Regions from separate parts of the Homo sapiens genome. Here region 2 is linked to region 1. Evidence: chromatin loops called from intact Hi-C (ENCODE). Cell type or tissue: natural killer cell. All regions are shown on one strand. Each heading gives the region's core, and the rest is flanking DNA. Links, peaks and the distances in the headings are about the cores only. Region 1 overlaps C18orf61 (a long non-coding RNA gene). Region 2 holds the start of LINC01887 (long intergenic non-protein coding RNA 1887).

Region 1 (9,729 bases), core at 946-8,945:
TAGAGATTCAGTCATGTAGTTAAGCATAACCATAGCCCTTTCGTTTCCTCACCGTATAGTATTCCACTGCGGTCACATGTTGTAATTTATCCACTACTATTGATGGATATGAGGATTTTTTTATAATTTTGGCTATCACAAATAATGCTGCTTTGAGCATTTTTGTCAATGTTTTTGAATAATGCAGGCACCCATTTCTGTTGAGAAGATTGTGAGAAGGGTGCATATCTTTTATTTTCATTAATAACACCAAACTTTTTCCTAAATGGTTACATTAAATTATGCTCCTTTAACAGCCTATAAGAGTAGCCATTTCTCCAAATCCTTGTCAAGTTTTAGTTTTATCTCTCATTAAGAGTTGAATTACTCTGGTTAGTCTTTCATTTGAATAGCCTTTTATTTTTAAAATGTAACAAAGAAAAGAAACTTCATCTTATTCTAATTATGTTAATTTTCGTAATCAAATTCAGCACACCATCAGGCATCTCGAACAGATAAGTGGTGGTAGCTTACTTTTTCCTGAGCAATGCACACATTTTCCATTTACAAACATTAATATGACCGGGCACAGTGGCTCATGCCTGTAATCCCAGCACTTTGGGAGGCTGACGCAGGCAGATCACTTGAGGCCAGGAGTTTGAGACCAGCCTGGTCAACATGGCAAAACCCCATCTGTATGAAAAATATAAAAATCAGGTCCAATATGGCAGCACCCAGTGGCGGTGTGAACTGTGAGGAATTCACCGAGTTCCAGGAATTACTCAAGGTGATGAGGCCTATCGATGACAGAATAGTACATGAATTAAACACTGTGGTTCCAACAGCTTCCTTTGCAGGGAAAATTGATGCCAGCCAAACCTGTAAACAACTTTATGAGTCTTTGATGGCAGCTCATGCCAGTAGAGACAGAGTCCAAAAAAATTGTATAGCCCAGACTTCAGCAGTAGTAAAAAACCTCTGAGAAGAGAGAGAAAAGAATTTGGACGATTTAACGTTATTAAAGCAACTTAGAAAAGAGCAGACAAAGTTGAAATGGATGCAGTCAGAACTGAATGTTGAAGAAGTGGTAAATGACAGGAGCTGGAAGGTGTTTAATGAATGCTGCTGAATTCATTTCAAGCCTCCAAAGAATGAATAAAGAGAGATTCTTTTTTTTTTTTTTTTTTTTTTTTTTTTTAGGACTGGCGCATCTCATGAGAGCTAAGCATGACAGATATCAACAGGCGGGCTTCCTAGGATGATTTCTCAGCCAACAGTCCAAGACCTTTTGTTGATTTCAGCCCCACTTAGCCAAGACCTCAAGTATAAATTCTGATAATTATGGAGAAATCAACTGCTATTTTATACCGATTCTGTTAAAAAAAAAAAAGTTTTGTAACTATTAAAATAATTTTCTGAAAAAAAAAGAAAAATATAAAAATTAGCTGGATGTGGAGGCACATGCCTGTGGTTCCAGCTACCAGGGGGCTGAGGCATGAGAATTCTTGAACCCAGGAGGCAGAGGTTGCAGTGAGCCGAGATCATGCCACTGCACTCCAGTCTGGGTGACAGAGGAAGATTCTGTCTCTTAAAAAAAATTAATATATCAATCATTTTGAATTGTAATCTTTCTGTAATGCTTCCTTTTAACATTTACAAACAGAGGAAACTAAACTATTGAAATTTTGTGAAGTAGTAAAATTAAGATTTCAGCTGTGCCCCTTATCCTGCAATACTCATTTGTCAGTGCCTTTAGGACTCATGTCACATGGATTAAACTTAGAGTGAAACACAAAGCCAAAATTATGGCCAGGGGGTTGTTGACTCACATGACCTCTTCAGGAGGCAGTTTGGTTCTGCCAAGGTTAAAGATAGTGTAACTTTCTAGCCATCCTACTTCCAGGAATGCTTCACCAGATACAATCATGCATGAGTGCCAGGAGCGATGCAGAAAAAGCTGTTCACTGCAGCATGGTTTCAATAGCAAGATTACTTTATAGCTCTTAAATAATGAAATGGATTTACATTTGAAATGCAGAATGGTAGCTAAGATGCATTGACCAATGATATATGCAGAGCTACAGAAGACTTTGTATAAATATAATCATGCAGAAGCATGCATTCCTGGTGCTTGTTTGTATTTGCAGATACAGTGCAGGGATGATGTGCAAACAAAAATGCTGACTTGGTGTTTGGGAGTTCAGAGTGGAAGGGAAACTTCCTTTCAAACCCTTTCAGATATTTAGAATAATTTCTAACCATAAATATGTAATACATTTAGAAATCTAGGTTAATAAGAAAAGCTTACAGTTCCTGTTCTTCTCCTGGGCACATGTCTGGTGGACATGGGGCTGTCATAGTAAGTAATGTGTGCAAACTGAGAAAAATCCAAGAATGGGAGTCTGCTTTTTTCATCAAATAATTCTTAAGAGAAGTAGTGTGGTGGTTATTGCTCATTGATATATTACAAATATGTACTAGATAATAATTTCTGACATTTGAACTGTATTTACACATGTTGAATTGAAATACCTAGATAAAAATTGAAATACATAGATAAAATATTGTGACTAATATAGGCAAACAATTTTTTTTTGGCATTTTACAAACTGATTATCATTCCTCATGGCACAGGTTCATGTGATATCAAGTAGCTTGCTTTGTTTGGGAAAGGCAATGATGACTGCAAGAATCACTTCAAAAACTAAAGTGCAGTGGAGATTTCAACTGTGTTCTGTTTAGTATTTGAATATTTAATTGCATTCCCAGGTTATTTCTCATCCTAATAGTTCTCACCCACATCATGTGGGTCCCATTAGTACAGGTATCTCCGAATGCTCCACTCTTCCATTACATTGAGTCAATTGCTCATGACCTTGGGCCTCCAATTGGGGCTATTTTCCTGCTATCCATCTCCTGGTCTATAGTAAAAGAGCCAATGAGCAGATAAGTGAATACTGAAAAACATTTTCCCTGCTGGAGTGAGAAATAAATGGTTTCTTTCAATAGGGTAGTAAAATGCATCTTTCCCAACCTATTTATATGACTCAAAGCCCAGATGTGGTTAGCCTTAATTCCTGATTGTCATCAATGTGTGTAAATATGTAGCACATACATATTCTAGTCTCTATTTTTTATGAAATGTTTTTGTCTCCCATGGCACAGTGCAGAAGAACACAGGTGTTTGTGTCAGACAGCCAGGGTCCAATCCTGCTTCTGCTGTAGTGCAATGTAGGTAATATCTGGCCTGCATTTGGTTTATATGTAGGAACTCTGTCTTGGTTTAATGATTTTTAAATGCTACTAAATTCAGCTTCAGAGGAAGCTGTTTAGATTTGTAGAAAATGGAAACTTTAAAAAATTTTCTTCCCAGAAGCCAAGAACACTTGACTCATGTCAAGTCTACTTATTTATCCACCTGTCCATCTGTCTGTCCATCCACCCATCATCCAACCATGGAACTCAGTGCCAACTCCTGAGGTGGTAATGCATTACAGACTCTCCTGTTCTTTCTAGTCACATATTAAAGTGTTCATAAGTTGACCTTGATTGTGATAAGCATCAAGCCCACTTTCTCCAACACTGTGGATTGCTATCCCCCAACACCCCCTCCAGCTCAATCAGGCAGGCGGGCTCCTGCACTTCATAACAAGCTTACTAGAATATTTCCACCACCTACACAAGAGGGAAAAAAAGTTGTCTATTCTTTAATATTTTGTTTTAGCATGACATCTTTCATGAAAATTTCTCCAGTAGCCACTCCCAGAGCTTGTTTTTCCCCTAATATTTTAAAACCACTGAAAAGGTTTCACTATATGCCATGTCATCTGGCACAATACATTGATTGCCTTGTTTCCTTTGGTTTGGTTTTGGTTCTTCAGATTGACTTAAGGATTGGTACTTTCTACTCTGTTTATTGCATCTGTGCTCCTGAGGAAGATTAGCCTCTGGTTTTCCTCTAGGTCTGCTTTAGTGATGAGAAATCTGACACTTTAGAGGTGAAACACTCACCTAAGAGGACCAGGGAGTTAAGTCCATGTTTTATGCCAAAGCCCATTGTTTTCCAGCAGCCATGACATCATTTCTTACTGTATTGGTAAACACTTGGTAGAGACACTCACCTTTAAAATCTCCTGTGGTTGGTGGTTTCATGAGTATGTTGTGTGTTCCTGGCAAGGTATTGTACAGCACTGCCTATGAGGCATGGAGGAGTCTCACATGAAGGCCGCCTGCATCCTGGGGGAGTTCCTGAAGCTACTGCCCATGTTTCTCACAGGGAGGCCAGGGAAGATCAGCCCCATTCTGTACACAGGCAAGCCATGAACTGAGGACATCCCTTTCAGGGTATGAATTCTGAGGAATGTTTCTAAGGTGTAGAGAAACATGAAAAACTGGAAATCCATTATGTCTGGAGGTAAAAACAGAAGACCAGAGGGACAGAAGAGCTTGTGCAGTGGTCAGAGGCAGGGATATTTGGTGTGTTTGCTCCTCTGCTCACCTCGCTTTTCAACCTCCCTGCTGGATTTTTGAAGTCATTTGGGTCTGGGTGTCCCATTTTGGTGAGTGGCTTGGACTGGAGGAAGTCCATAGAGTATGGCAGAGGGTACTGAAGGCTGAGGTAGAATGAGGTAAATGGGAATTGGATAAGATGCACTGGCTGCATTTGGTGACATTTCTGCCTGAGTAGGTATTCAAATATGCACCGCCACTTCTTGGTCCCCCTGAGACAGCTGGAGAACTGAACTGACTTTCACTGCTCTGTAATCAGATTGTTTGTAGTAGTTTAATTTACTCATCAGGTGACAATAATTATTGAAAATATTCCTAAAATGAACTTTCTGCCATTATTATGAATAGCGAAGAAAATTGAAGCTTTCTTGGGAGATCAACAAAATGCTGACTTGGTTTCTATGTATGCCTCATGGGTCATAGCACCCAGCCACTAGCCAGTGCTTGCACCCTTTGCTGGCCCCAGGACTAGGAGGTCAGGGTAGCCTCTCTGATGAGCCTCTGACCTCCAGCCTCAGTAATGGCAGCACCCCTTCTCCATGGACTTCCACACCAAGGTCCAGAAGCAGGTGTCAGAGAGAGAGAGAGAGACCGAGCTCCTCCTCACAGGGGGTTGCCGAGGGCCCCCTGGGCTCTGCCTAGAATGCTCTTGGAGAAGTGCAGATGGAGAAGCGGATTAGAGGCTCCAGTGGTTGGGTCCAGTGAAACTAATCAGAGTGCTAGAGACAGGAGAAGACATTTAGGTTAATTTTATCTCTTTCCACATACAAAAACTAAGGCCCTATTTTTAAATGAAATTGTTTTTCTTCCTTTTAAGTGTCTCTAATTGTACCTGACTTTTGCTGACACTCTCGACGTTCAACCATATATTCACAAAACTTCATTCATGTTTGTCATGAGGGATGCATTTCTCACCTGCTCGGACAGGTGAATGCACCATCCAGATGTCCCTATATACATCACATGAAGGAGGTAACAGATGAGTCATCCACACACTAACACAGATGAGTTTATCAAACGCAGCCATTAAGGATGGGCCCATGTTACCAAGGGACAGAGTGGGGGAAGGTGCTCATTCCAAGAGGCTGCTGCAAGAGTTCAGTCAACCCAGGACACCTAGAGCCATCTGGGCCTGAAGCCAGGGGCTGGCAAGTGACAGAATGGACCACAGAGTCTTCTCTTTCTCCTTCCACATTTTCAATAGACCATATACTGTCATAGTATTTTGTGAAACATTTAAAAATCTAAAGTACAACCTACATACAGAAAACACATGAAACCTAAATACACAGCTCTGTAACTTATCACAAAGTGAGCACCCATGGAACTACAAGTCAGGTCAAAAACTAGAAGTTACCTGCACCCCAAAACTGTCCTTCTATCTCCTCCTTTCCAAAGCTAGCCACTACAACTTTGTGTGCTAGAGTTCGCTCTCTTTTAGTTTGTGCTTATTATAAATAGAATAACTCAGGATGTGTGTTCCTGATGGATGTGTGGCGGCTGATGACAGAACTACAAGGAGAGCAGTGCCATGCACTAAACCCTGATCTTGTTCTGGGCATTGGGCTAAAGCTTTCCGTGGCTCATTCCATTTAGTGGCTGGAAGTTGCAGAGGTTTCAGAAGCTCATCCAAGATTCTGGAGCCTCCATCTCCAGCCCTAATGCTGTCCGCCTTTTCACCCAGCCACCACCTGTTTCAGGAGAACACACAGAAGTGATGACCTTTTCTGGACAGGCAAGTAAATCCTGCTGTTTTTATTATTCACGGAAAAAACACTGGCTCATGGGAGGTGGGAAGGTGACAAACTCATTCTCCCTGGACCTCAGGAACCACAGATAGGATTATACTGACTACCAGTATTTTATTCCGTTAGTTCTACCTACATGAGTCCTGTAGTATTGAAATGCGTTAGGTTAGCATTTTTGGCCGATGTACTTTACATTCTGGGTTAGAGGTTTTTAAGATTCACCTGTGTAAGCTGACTTAGTTTTCTGTAAGTTTGTGAAAAAGTACAAAAATGGTGATCTCTTTTATCATACAAATAATTTCTTTTTAATAGAATGTTTTTTCTAATTAATGTATTAATGTACTCTTCATTCAACACATTCGCTTACATTTGAACTATTTTATGAATGAATGTTTAATTGCATAGGTGAAGATTACTAGTCACGGGCATTTTACTAACTGATTCTCATTAGGCATAGGTTCATGTGATTTCAAGGAGCTATGTTTTGTTTGGTAAAAGTAATAAAATAGCACAAGAATGAATGCAAGCACTGAAGCACGATGGAGGCGCCTGTCATGACTTGTCTATGATTTACATCACTCGTTATCTTTCCAGGTTGCTTATCATCCTGATAATTGTCATCAGCATTGTTTGGGTCCTTCTAGCACAGTTTCACAAAATGGGCAACTCTTCCATTAGGTAGAAATAATTCCATTTGAGCCTTTAATTGCATCTGTCTTCCAGCTTCTTCTTTTGGAAGAGTTAATTAAAGGGTAGATACATTAGAAATTTTTTTTCCACGTTAGAATGAGCAAACCACAATGTTCATTTCACTGGAGTAGCAGAATGCTTCCTTTTGACCTCCCAAGCTCATCTCAATTTCATTGCAGTAGCCCCATTTCCTAATGCTCACCAAAGTGTGTAAGTACAGAGGGCGTTCCTGTAGTCAGGTGTTTCTATTTCTTATGATCTGTGATATTTATACATAGCACAGTGCTCAGCAGCACAGATTTGGGAGTCAGGATGCTTGGATCCAGTCCTTACTCTGATACTGAATAGAATTGTGATCTTGAGCAAATCCCTTGAATCTATGTAAAAGTATTATAATTCTACCTTATTTTTGAGGTTCCTGAGACGATTAAAGTTTTTTTTTTTTAATGAAGCCCTGGAGCACTAGATGTACCCTTATCATTATTATTATTATTTTCAGGTGTTGGTCAGGTTCAGAGACATTAATATCTCTTTGTCTTTATCTTCATCTCTCAAAATCATCTGCTTGCCTTTATGCAATACTGTTTTTCTTAAATGTAATTCCTTGCACAGGAAGACTGGGGATTACCACCAAATTTTGAAAGTAAATAAAAGCTCTTAATTATCAAAAATTTTAATGGAACTGTGAAAACCACCTAATATCAACTTTCTAAATTGTATAACATAAGTCAGTTCTGTTTATTCTACAAAGTGAATATTTTTGAATCTATGTATAATTAATTATATTAATTACATTTTTCAAGGAAACCCACCATTTTGGATCATGGAGTGCAGGATTTATGAGTCTCCTGGAGGCTGGAGAATCAAAGTACAAAGCCGTGTTCCAGCTCTGGAGTGCAACAGCCCACTACTAAATACACATGTATTTGCAGCCTTTTTGGCTCAAGGCTAGATGCTTGTCAGTCCTTAGGTTGAGAAAGCAGGCATGGTGACAATTATGACCTCTCCTATTTCCTCAAATCTCTGATTCGTTCTTGCTTCTAATGCAGGATACCCTCTGAGGTCAAATCATTGGGCTTGTGGCCATGAGACCACAGACTTTGCCTAGCTTCCAGTGACTGTCCGAGATGACCTGTGGAGTGCACCGCCTGTACTTGGACATCACTGTCTTTTCCGATCCATACCCGTCATCCTTGGAATTTCCCCTGCATCCAAACCTGTTCCTGATACAGGTGTGAGTAATGAGTAAGGAATTTATGGTTTTATTTAAAGATAGGAGCTTTGCTTTTTAAAACTGCTACTCATGTACAGGTCCCAGGCCAGTGGAATCATGGCAACACAGATTCCCAGAGCTAGAAGGAACGTGTGGTATCATTCAGTCATCCAATCAAATAATATTTGCACCTAATCTGTACAAGGAACCAGTGACATAAGGAATAAAGGATTAGAAAATGGGCTCCACATAAAATTTTTTAAAGGAAAACCTCACAATGCAATTGAGAGGAATATTTGCACCGTTCTTTTTGGATATCAGGAAGTAAATAGTGTTCCCCATGAGAATGGGAAAGACTTCACAGCGGAGCTGCCATCTGGGCTGGACCTGTTTGTGGGTGAGTAGCATTTCACACACAGCATGCACCAGCACAGAGATAAAAAAAAGTTCATGGAAACTGTGAGCAGAAAGAAGCAAAATAAAACACTGAGGTGTGCTTTTGTCTTTCAGGTTGTCACAGATGTTTAATACAGGTTAGCATCCCAAATCCAAAAATCTGAAATCCAAAATGCTCCAAAACCCAAAACATTTTCAGCTTCTAAATGATGCCCAAAGGAAGTGCTCGCTGGAGCATTTCAGATTTCAAATTTTTGGATTTGGAATTCTCAATCAGTAAGCATATAAAATGTAAACATTCTGAAATCTGCAAAAACCCAAATCGGAATCACTTCTGGTCCCAATCATTTCAGATAAGGGATACTCAGCTCTCGTGTGTAACATTCAGTGTTGGTGAGGATGGGGGGTAACACCCACTCTCTGTAACTGCTAGAAGCATATGAATTTGTATGATTTGTAAGAGGGCAATTTGGGAGGACCTATCTGTTTTAAAATTCTCCTAACCCATGGATCTCATCCCATTTCTAGAGTCTTTTATGTAAAATATTTCTACCATTAGGAGAAATATATGCAAGGGGACTTTCTATGTAGCAATGTTTTAATAAAATAGAAAATTGGGACAAACCAAATTTCCATCACAAAGGAAATAGATACACAAATAATAATACACTGAATATTATGCAGGTTTTAAACATCAGAAAAGGGCTCAGCTTCTGATCTCCAATGATGGTGTTGAAGTGGGTCACAGCCGGTTTACATTTGGTTTTCATGTGGGAACTCTGGGTGTCTGCCTTAGTTTAATGATTTTATATGTCACTAAATTCAGCTAATGAAAAGCTATTCCATGCATGGCAAAACGGAACTTGAAAACAGTTTCTTGTCAACAATCGAGTGGACCTGTTTTATGTACAACCCACGCCTTCATCTGCCTGCCCCTCAGTCTGTCTGTCCTCACAGTCCTCATTCATTAGTGGAACTGAGTGCCCACTGTTGGGTTGACGATCAATTCCATAACCTCCCTGTTCCTAGTCACACATTAATTCTTCAGTACATCCCTTTGGGATCACTTGGGATTAAACCTCCATCTCCAATTTCTTCCCCAGACGTATTTCTCACTCTTCTCCCAGCACACCCTTCAGCCCATCCATGCAGGTTTCTTTGCTTTTCCCACTTTACACCAAACTCTCTGTTTGT
Region 2 (9,729 bases), core at 478-8,477, 1.6 Mb before region 1:
AATATTAAAGAATAGACAACTTTTTTTCCCTCTTGTGTAGGTGGTGGAAATATTCTAGTAAGCTTGTTATGAAGTGCAGGAGCCCACCTGCCTGATTGAGCTGGAGGGGGTGTTGGGGGATAGCAATCCACAGTGTTGGAGAAAGTGGGCTTGATGCTTATCACAATCAAGGTCAACTTATGAACACTTTAATATGTGACTAGAAAGAACAGGAGAGTCTGTAATGCATTACCACCTCAGGAGTTGGCACTGAGTTCCATGGTTGGATGATGGGTAGATGGACAGACAGATGGACCGGTGGATAAATAAGTAGACTTGACATGAGTCAAGTGTTCTTGGCTTCTGGGAAGAAAATTTTTTAAAGTTTCCATTTTCTACAAATCTAAACAGCTTCCTCTGTAGCTGAATTTAGTAGCATTTAAAAATCATTAAACCAAGACAGAGCTCCTACATATAAACCAAATGCAGGCCAGATATTACCTACATTGCACTACAGCAGAAGCAGGATTGGACCCTGGCTGTCTGACACAAACACCTGTGTTCTTCTGCACTGTGCCATGGGAGACAAAAACATTTCATAAGAAATAGAGACTAGAATATGTATGTGCTATGTATTTACACACATAGATGACAATCAGGAATTAAGGCTAACCACATCTGGGCTTTGAGTCATATAAATAGGTTGGGAAAGATGCATTTTACTACCCTATTGAAAGAGACCATTTATTTCTCACTCCAGCAGGAAAAATGTTTTTCAGTATTCACTTATCTGCTCATTGGCTTTTTACTATAGACCAGGAGATGGATAGCCCGAAAATAGCCCCAATTGGAGGCCCAAGGTCATGAGCAATTGACTCAATGTAATGGAAGAGTGGAGCACTCGGAGATACCTGTACTAATGGGACCCACATGATGTGGGTGAGAACTATTAGGATGAGAAATAACCTGGGAATGTAATTAAATATTCAAATATTAAACAGAACACAATTGAAATCTCCATTGTGCTTTAGTTTTTGAAGTGATTCTTGCAGTCATCATTGCCTTTCCCAAACAAAGCAAGCTACTTGATATCACATGAACCTGTGCCATGAGGAATGATGATCAGTTTGTAAAATGCCAAAAAAGCTATTGTTTGCCTACATTAGTCACAATATTTTATCTACGTATTTCAATTTTTATCTAGGTATTTCAATTCAACACATGTAAATACAGTTCAAATGTCAGAAATTATCTAGTACATATTTGTAATATATCAATGAGCAATAACCACCACACTACTACTCTTAAGAATCATTTGATGAAAAAAGCAGACTCCCATTCTTGGATTTTTCTCAGTTTACACACATTACTTACTATGACAGCCCCATGTCCACCAGACATGTGCCCAGGAGAAGAACAGAACTGTAAGCTTTTCTTATTAACTTAATTTCTAAATGTATTACATATTTATGGTTAGAAATTATTCTAAATATCTGAAAGGGTTTGAAAGGAAGTTTCCCTTCCACTCTGAACTCCCAAACACCAAGTTAGCATTTTTGTTTGCATATCATCCCTGCACTGTATCTGCAAATACAGACAAGCACCAGGAACGCATGCTTCTGCATGATTATATTTAAACAAAGTCTTCTGTAGCTCTGCATATATCACTGGTCAATGCATCTTAGCTACCATTCTGCATTTCAAATGTAAATCCATTTCATTATTTAAGAGCTATAAAGTAATCTTGCTATTGAAACCATGCTGCAGTGAACAGCTTTTTCTGCATCGCTCCTGGCACTCATGCATGATTGTATCTGGTGAAGCATTCCTGGAAGTAGGATGGCTAGAAAGTTACACTATCTTTAACCTTGGCAGAACCAAACTGCCTCCTGAAGAGGTCATGTGAGTCAACAACCCCCTGGCCATAATTTTGGCTTTGTGTTTCACTCTAAGTTTAATCCATGTGACATGAGTCCTAAAGGCACTGACAAATGAGTATTGCAGGATAAGGGGCACAGCTGAAATCATAATTTTACTACTTCACAAATTTCAATAGTTTAGTTTCCTCCGTTTGTAAATGTTAAAAGGAAGCATTACAGAAAGATTACAATTCAAAATGATTGATATATTAATTTTTTTTTAAGAGACAGAATCTTGCTCTGTCACCCAGACTGGAGTGCAGTGGCATGATCTCGGCTCACTGCAACCTCCTCCTCCTGGGTTCAAGCAATTCTCATCCCTCAGCCCCCTGGTAGCTGGAACCACAGGCATGTGCCCCCACATCCAGCTAATTTTTATATTTTTCTTTTTTTTTTCAGAAAATTATTTTAATAGTTACAAAACTTTTTTTTTCAGAATCAGTATAAAATAGCAGTTGATTTCTCCATAATTATCAGAATTATTTATACTTGAGGTCTTGGCTAAGTGGGGCTGAAATCAACAAAACGTCTTGGACTGTTGGCTCAGAAATGGTCCTAGAAAACCCGCCCTGTTGATATCTGTCATGCTTAGCTCTCATGAGATGAGCCAGTCCTAAAAATAAAAAAATAAATTAAAAAAAACAAAACTTTTTATTCATTCTTTTGCGGCTTGAAGTGAATTTGGCAGCGTTCATTAAACACCTTCCAGCTCCTGTCATTTGCCACTTCTTCAACATTCAGTTCTGACTGCATCCATTTCAACTTTGTCTGCTCTTTTCTAAGTTGCTTTAATAACGTTAAATCATCCAAATTCTTTTCTCTCTCTTCTCAGAGGTTTTTTACTACTGCTGAAGTCTGGGCTATACAATTTTTTTGGACTCTGTCTCTACTGGCATGAGCTGCCATCAAAGACTCATAAAGTTGTTTACAGGTTTGGCTGGCATCAATTTTCCCTGCAAAGGAAGGCGTTGGAACTGTAGTGTTTAATTCATGTACTATTCTGTCATCGATAGGCCTCATCACCTTGAGTAATTCCTGGAACTCGGCGAACTCCTCACAGTTCACACCGCCACTGGGTGCCGCCATATTGGACCTAGTTTTTATATTTTTCATACAGATGGGGTTTTGCCATGTTGACCAGGTTGGTCTCAAACTCCTGGCCTCAAGTGATCTGCCTGCGTCAGCCTCCCAAAGGGCTGGGATTACAGGCATGAGCCACTGTGCCCGGTCATATTAATGTTTGTAAATGGAAAATGTGTGCATTGCTCAGGAAAAAGTAAGCTACCACCACTTATCTGTTCGAGATGCCTGATGGTGTGCTGAATTTGATTACGAAAATTAACATAATTAGAATAAGATGAAGTTTCTTTTCTTTGTTACATTTTAAAAATAAAAGGCTATTCAAATGAAAGACTAACCAGAGTAATTCAACTCTTAATGAGAGATAAAACTAAAACTTGACAAGGATTTGGAGAAATGGCTACTCTCGTAGGCTGTTAAAGGAGCATAATTTAATGTAACCATTTAGGAAAAAGTTTGGTGTTATTAATGAAAATAAAAGATATGCACCCTTCTCACAATCTTCTCAACAGAAATGGGTGCCTGTATTATTCAAAAACATTGACAAAAATGCTCAAAGCAGCATTATTTGTGATAGCCAAAATTATAAAAAAAATCCTCATATCCATCAATAGTAGTGGATAAATTACAACATGTGACCGCAGTGGAATACTATACGGTGAGGAAACGAAAGGGCTATGGTTATGCTTAACTACCTGACTGAATCTCTAAAACAACGTGAGCAAAGAAGCCAGACACCAAGCAATACATATTGACTTCTTCTATGCATAATTATGCAAACCTGGAGAAGTCTAAACAGGGCATTAGAAGTCACAGCAGTCACCTTCAGAAGGGACCCAAAGGTGGCTAGTGGGTCTGGAATACTGACCTGACTAGGGGTGCATGGGTGCTCATTTTGTGAGGAATCACTGAGCTGTACATTCGTGTTTTCCCTGCTTTCTATACGTGTGTTAAAATTTAATTTTGAGATGTTTTGCAAATTCCTGTGACAACATAGGTCTATTTGAAAATTGTGACCGGAAAATGAGAAAATGTCAAACATCCTTTTTGGCTGCTGCCTTTCACCCCACTGCCTTCAGGGACCCTTGGCCTGACTTGACAAAGTACCCTCTTGAAATTAGTCCCTTCTGAGTCTGTCCTTGTCCATCATGTCCAAACTCACTGAATGCCATTGGTAAACACTGTAGTAATGTGTTAATGGCTGGATACTGCTTTCATAGAATATGCATGAACTGTGTAGAGGCAATGCATTATCCCACAGAGAAGGTGCAAATTCCATTCTCTATGAAGACACTGATGGATGGTCCTGAGGACCCCATTTAGGGCAGAGAGCATAAGTAGAGGAAGAAATAAGAGATGGTAAGGGGCCGGGTGCAGTGGCTCACACCTGTAATCCCAGCACTTTGGGTGGCTGAGGTGGGCGGATCTCAAGGTCAGAAGATCAAGACCATCCTGGCCAACATGTTGAAACCCCATTTCTACTAAAATATAAAAAATTAGCCGGGCATGTTGGCATGTGCCTGTAGTCCCAGCTACTTGGGAGGCTGAGGCAGGGGAATCGCTTGAACCTGGGAGGTGGAGGTTGCAGTGAGCTGAGACGAGATCACACCACTGCACTCCAGCCTGGGTGACAGAGCGAGACTCCGTCAAAAACAAAAGACAAAAAACAAACAAACAAATAAACAAAAAACAAAAAAACAGGGACATCTGTAATGATGAAGAAACTACTATTTTTTCATTGGGGTTAAAGGTATAACCCCAATTTTTGTATCTGGGAAGAGAAAAAGTTGAATTAAATGTTCTCTGCTATCCTTCCCCACTCTAAAACTCTGTAGATAATTCCAATGGAACCCCATTGAGGGGTTCCAATTTACTTTTGTCTGCACTTTTTGCAGAGAAATCTCAGGGAGAAAGCAGGGCTGTCTTACCTTCCACCTCTAAGGAGTTCTCTTGTGCTCTTTTACTCCAGTGTTGGCTCCAGGACCTTGGGTAGAGGGTGCTGGTGATATGAGGTGGTCCAGGAGCTCATGAGGAAAAGCAAATGATAGGCAGCATCAGAACTCAGAGTTCTGGGTCCAGTGGAGCCCTCGGGCTGCCTCAAGGGAAGCCACTTAGTTTTCTATTTCCCTATGTAAAATAAGACTCCTCCAAAAATAAAACTGTCACCTGTAGCACTAAGTTACGTGCTATCACACGAGATCATGTGGAACTTCCTGCGTATTTCTTGTTGATCCAAGAAGTCTAGATTTTAAGGTCTAAATATCAACTTAGAGGACAACTACTGAAGCCTAATTTTGGAGGAGAGGAAAGAGTGCAGGGCCACCTTTCTTTAGGGAGAAACTCTGGGCTTCCTGAGAAGTTAGAGAACTGGGGAAAATGAAACCACAGCCCAGAGCCTGCGATAGGGGTGGGGAGTGGAGGCTGGAGCTGTGCTCAAGGTCAGGCTTCTCCTCTCCCCTCCCAGGGCACTGGAGCTCCAGCAGTGAACCCAGAGTGAATATTCGCTCTGTCATCCACCCTGGGCAATCCCTTTAAACCAGGAGTCAACAGCGAGGACAGAAACATGAATGTGCTTTTAAAAGTCCTAAAAGTTCAGAGGATGATCATCAAGGTTTCCTACAGCCCTGGGCAAACCCTAGGAGTACTTTGTCTCCAGGTTCAAGCATGTGCCTGTGAGAGGCGTGGCCCTCACCTTCCCTCCACCACAGGTTGAGGGAACCCTAAACCTCTTTTGCACAATATCAAGGAGTGCTGACTAATCCAACGCAGAAGCTGTGATGTTTGGCAGATGCAGAGGCAGAAAAGGTGTTTTGGGAAAGATCATCTTTAAACAACACGGCACCCTCATAGCCCATAGAGACAGTTCTCACCACTACGCCAATAAACTTGGAAAAGACCAAACCAAACTTTACACATATTTCCTTTTTCTTTTTGATTCTATGCCCCCTCCCTCAGCCTCCCAAGCAGCAGGAATACCCTGAAGGGCCCTGGGAACCCTTGCCCACTGAGTCCCACCTGGAAAGCAGTTCCCTAGCTGGAGAGTCCTCCTCATCAGTTATGCTCTCCAGCACCCACACTGGAGAAACACAAACAACAGGAGAAGTCATTTGAGAGAGGCTACCCACTCCTAGTCCCGCTGAAGCCCCACTGCCTCACACAGGATTCCCTGGTCTTTCCTCTGGGTTCACAGATATTCCTGCAGCCTCTCTGGCCATAGCTTTCTACTGGAAAGTCATTTGCTCTCACCAGGCCCGTAATGCTCCTTCCCAAAGGAACCCAGAATCAGGTTTCCGTACACTAGATCCAGCAAGTTTGTTCCTCAGGAAGTGAGCCATTTCAAGGTAAATACTCCCCTCTGAGGTTGATGGCATCTGCAATTATAGAACACATTAGGAGGATTAGATGATGCCACGCATGTCACACATATCTGTTATTCTCTTGGCAACTTTAGAAAATTGTAAGTATAGTGGTAGAGTCAAAGGTCAAAGTCCCCCAAAACTAGCACAAAGTACACCTACAGAAAAGACAAGAACTTTTCCAATAGAATTTACCTTTAAGGTTTATTTAGATGGGCAGTTTCACAACTCTTTTTTATTTTTATTTTTATTTTTTGAAGGAGTCTCGCTGTCCAGGCTGGAGTGCAGTGGCTTGATCTCGGCTCACTGAAACCTCCGCCTCCCGGATTCAAGCGATTCTCCTTCTTCAGCCTCCCAAGTATCTGGATTACAGGCACATGCCACCAAGCCCAGCTAACTTTTGTATTTTTAGTAGAGACGGGGCTTCATCATGTTTGTCAGGCTAGTTTTGAACTCCTGACCTCAGGTGATCCGCCTGTCTTGGCCTCCCAAAATGCTGGGAATACAGGTGTGAGCCACCGGACCCAGCCACTTTCACAACTCTTAATCCATGGGGAAAACTGCTGCTGAGGGAAAGTCCTCTGCATTGCAGTGGATAGGGAATGCTGCCATCTACAAGGCCCCAGTATGCCAGGTGTGGGTTGGTGAGAGGCTGCCAACCAGTACCACCCAGCAAGGGAACTGTGGACATCATAGATAATGCACCCTGTCAGATTCCCATGTGTATATTTGACTGGAAAGGAAAGCAGCCAGGAAAGTAACATTTCGGTTTAAGACCAAGAAAAGTGTCTTACATTGCCAGCATCTTCTTTTTTGCAGATGTCTCCTACAGCACCCTCAGGAGGAGCTAGGAGAACACAGAGTAAGGGTCAGTGCCCTGGTGGTGGCAACTGTGTCACCCAGAGAGCTTTGCTTGGTGTGGTACATGGAGGTAGCTGATCACAGCATGCGCCAACCTGATGCTGGGCCATGCTCCAGGTGGAAGGAGGAGGGCAACAGAGAGAGCAGGAGGGAACTGAGACAAGGAGGCCTAGGCCTTGTCCTTGTCCTAAGGCATCATGAAGCAGCACAAAGGAGTAAACCCAAAATGGACCTAAAATGCACACCAAGGTTCAACAGAAGGGTCCCTTCATCACTCACATGATTTGAAACTCTTCTATACAAACAAGACTTTCTTAACGTATTCAAGATTATCTCAGTGTACTAGAATCAAACTATGTTGGTACTGCATTTATTATCTATTTTACAGGATTTATCACTTGATTAAAAGCCAATTTTATTGGTGAAATAGATTCAATTTTAGGCAAATTATTCTATTTATTGCAAATTCTTTTTCATACAGATTACCGAAACATTAAAAATACTGAAATACTACAGATTAGAAATAGTCATACTTTCCCCTTTTTAAGTCTTCTTGAGCCATGGTGCACACACGGCACTCTTGGGCTGCTGTGATCAGGAGATCCAGGATCCTTTGTGCCACCCTCCCTGGAGACGTTACCTAGAGGTCTCGCTTCAGGCAAAGAGGTCAAGCTCAGAGCCTGCTGGATCTGCTCTGCTGAAGCTAAGGGACATGACTCAGACACGCTCTACAGTGGGAAGCGGTTTCCAGGTTCAGATATGCATCATCTACTGAAATGAGGAAGTAGAAAAAATAGAAATTGACAAGTTCATGAGAAACTGCCCGTAAGTGCAGGTGTAATTATTTTTGTCAACTACCTTACATTCAGTATGTATTCAGACATATATAAGGTATTTTTATAAAAGTTGCAATTTTTAATTTTTGTCAGTTATGTTAAATCTAACTTATCAGCTGTCAATATAAAGACTCTACCTCATTTTCTTTGTGGTTTCCAGAAAATCTAGCACATGGTAAGTAGAACACCAAAATATTTATTAAATGAAAACGCAGAGCAGGGGTTGGGGACAGGCAGGCACGCAGGCAGGCAGTTATATTTGCTTACCTGGATGATAGTAAACTACACAAAACCTTAGTTAGATTAATACTGAAATTGCCTTCTGCTTTGGCTGTTTGCCGTTTTGGAAGAAGGACAACAATGAAGATGAACAGGAAAGAAATGAGAAACAGAGACCTTTGCTTACTAGCTAAAGGCTACCTACTGTAACACGAAATTGTCTACAAATGGTTTTCAACTCTGCGTGCTGTAATTCAGTGACAGAGTTCCCTAATTCCTCCTGTCTGGCTTCAAGTCCAGCTACATCGCCGCTATCTTCTTTACAACTTGCAAGATGCTGCTGCTACTGCACTTATCTGCTGTATGAGATTTACACTTGTTTTAAAGCAAAACTTTATTTCACGTAGGCTAATGGCCAGGCAGGCTACACTAGTCAGTTAACAGTGAGACGGTTCCTCATGGAGGAAAGGTTAGGTTGAGGCTGAGGGTCCTTAATCCAGATGTATAACAGAGTTGCCACGAGGCAACGGAAACCACACTGAGTGGAGCAGTGTTCTTATCTGTCTCTCTTCACCATTTTTAGCTGGCAGGTTTTGAGCATTTTAGGGCTTGTGAACATTACTAAATCTACTGAAATATATCACTGATCCTTATAAGCTTTGGCCAGCTGCTGAGCAAAATAACTTCAGAACTGTTCTATATGGTCCCCCACATCTTAGAACCTGTGAGCTGACCCAAAACATCCGGGGATCTTTGTGCTTTTGACACTGAGGACTATGCTGGTCTGTAGGAAGATGTGCCTATAACTGCTCTGGGTTATGTGACCATGGAGGTCACTTTATGGTGATGGGCAGAGTCTGGGATCTCTCAGGCTCAGTGCTTTAGGGCTTGTACATGAATGCTGGACTCCTGCATGGTGATGAACACCCTGTGACTGACGCATAAGTGCATGTCAGCAGGTGACTGTCAGCATTGGGCCACACACCTGAGCTCATGTTTTGACTTTTTCATTCAGGAGCTCCAAAGCTGGGGCCACTCCCATTGGCCCTTCAGATTCTCCACCTGAGCAGTGAGGGTAATGAAAGGTGGCTCTGGCACGGGTGAATTAGTCATGTATGGAGAGAGTAGAACAGGGGTGGATTTTACTTTTTAGAAGTGGAGACTGGCAATTGTGCTGTGTAAATGGAAAATCTCTCCTGAGAAAACACACAGCCTCCCCTATACGAAAACACACACAATCATATCACACGATGCAGACTCATAAGACACCAGGCAAGCGCACAGCCCACCGCCCCCATAGGAATGCAGCTGCTTCATCAGATGGAGACATTTGGTCATAATTTTTGCCTGGAGAACTTAAAAAAAAAAGTCCACTACCCTTATTCCTATCAGAATCCCAGAATCAGGGTGGCTCTTCACATTGAAGCCAGCAAGGATGTCACACCTTTCTTGACATCCAGACTTTTCTTTCTCAGCAAG

Evidence for each region. Hi-C counts contacts between places; a loop is a spot of excess contacts. Peaks named below come from ENCODE experiments on the same cell type or tissue, not always from the same donor. Only the 100,000 strongest peaks of a DNase experiment are listed, where the experiment ranks them.
Region 2: a loop joins it to region 1, with 25 times the contacts of the local background. A loop is called at or near these places in 5 of 110 quality-filtered maps.

The regions. Positions count from the first base shown.
Region 1 is chr18:12,210,673-12,220,401 of GRCh38, forward strand. It overlaps C18orf61 (a long non-coding RNA gene), which reads left to right. Exons shown (of 5, transcript NR_049896.1): 4 at 7,976-8,160. It also overlaps the pseudogene MIX23P3. Among named protein-coding and RNA genes, the nearest start is that of C18orf61, 15 kb to the left of the region's middle. In natural killer cell, for the core only: no CTCF peak of the experiment used is centred there; no DNase peak of the experiment used is centred there.
Region 2 is chr18:10,621,323-10,631,051 of GRCh38, forward strand. It overlaps LINC01887 (long intergenic non-protein coding RNA 1887), which reads right to left and starts at 5,098. Exons shown (of 3, transcript NR_146509.1): 1 at 4,907-5,098. It also overlaps the pseudogene MIX23P1. In natural killer cell, for the core only: no CTCF peak of the experiment used is centred there; no DNase peak of the experiment used is centred there.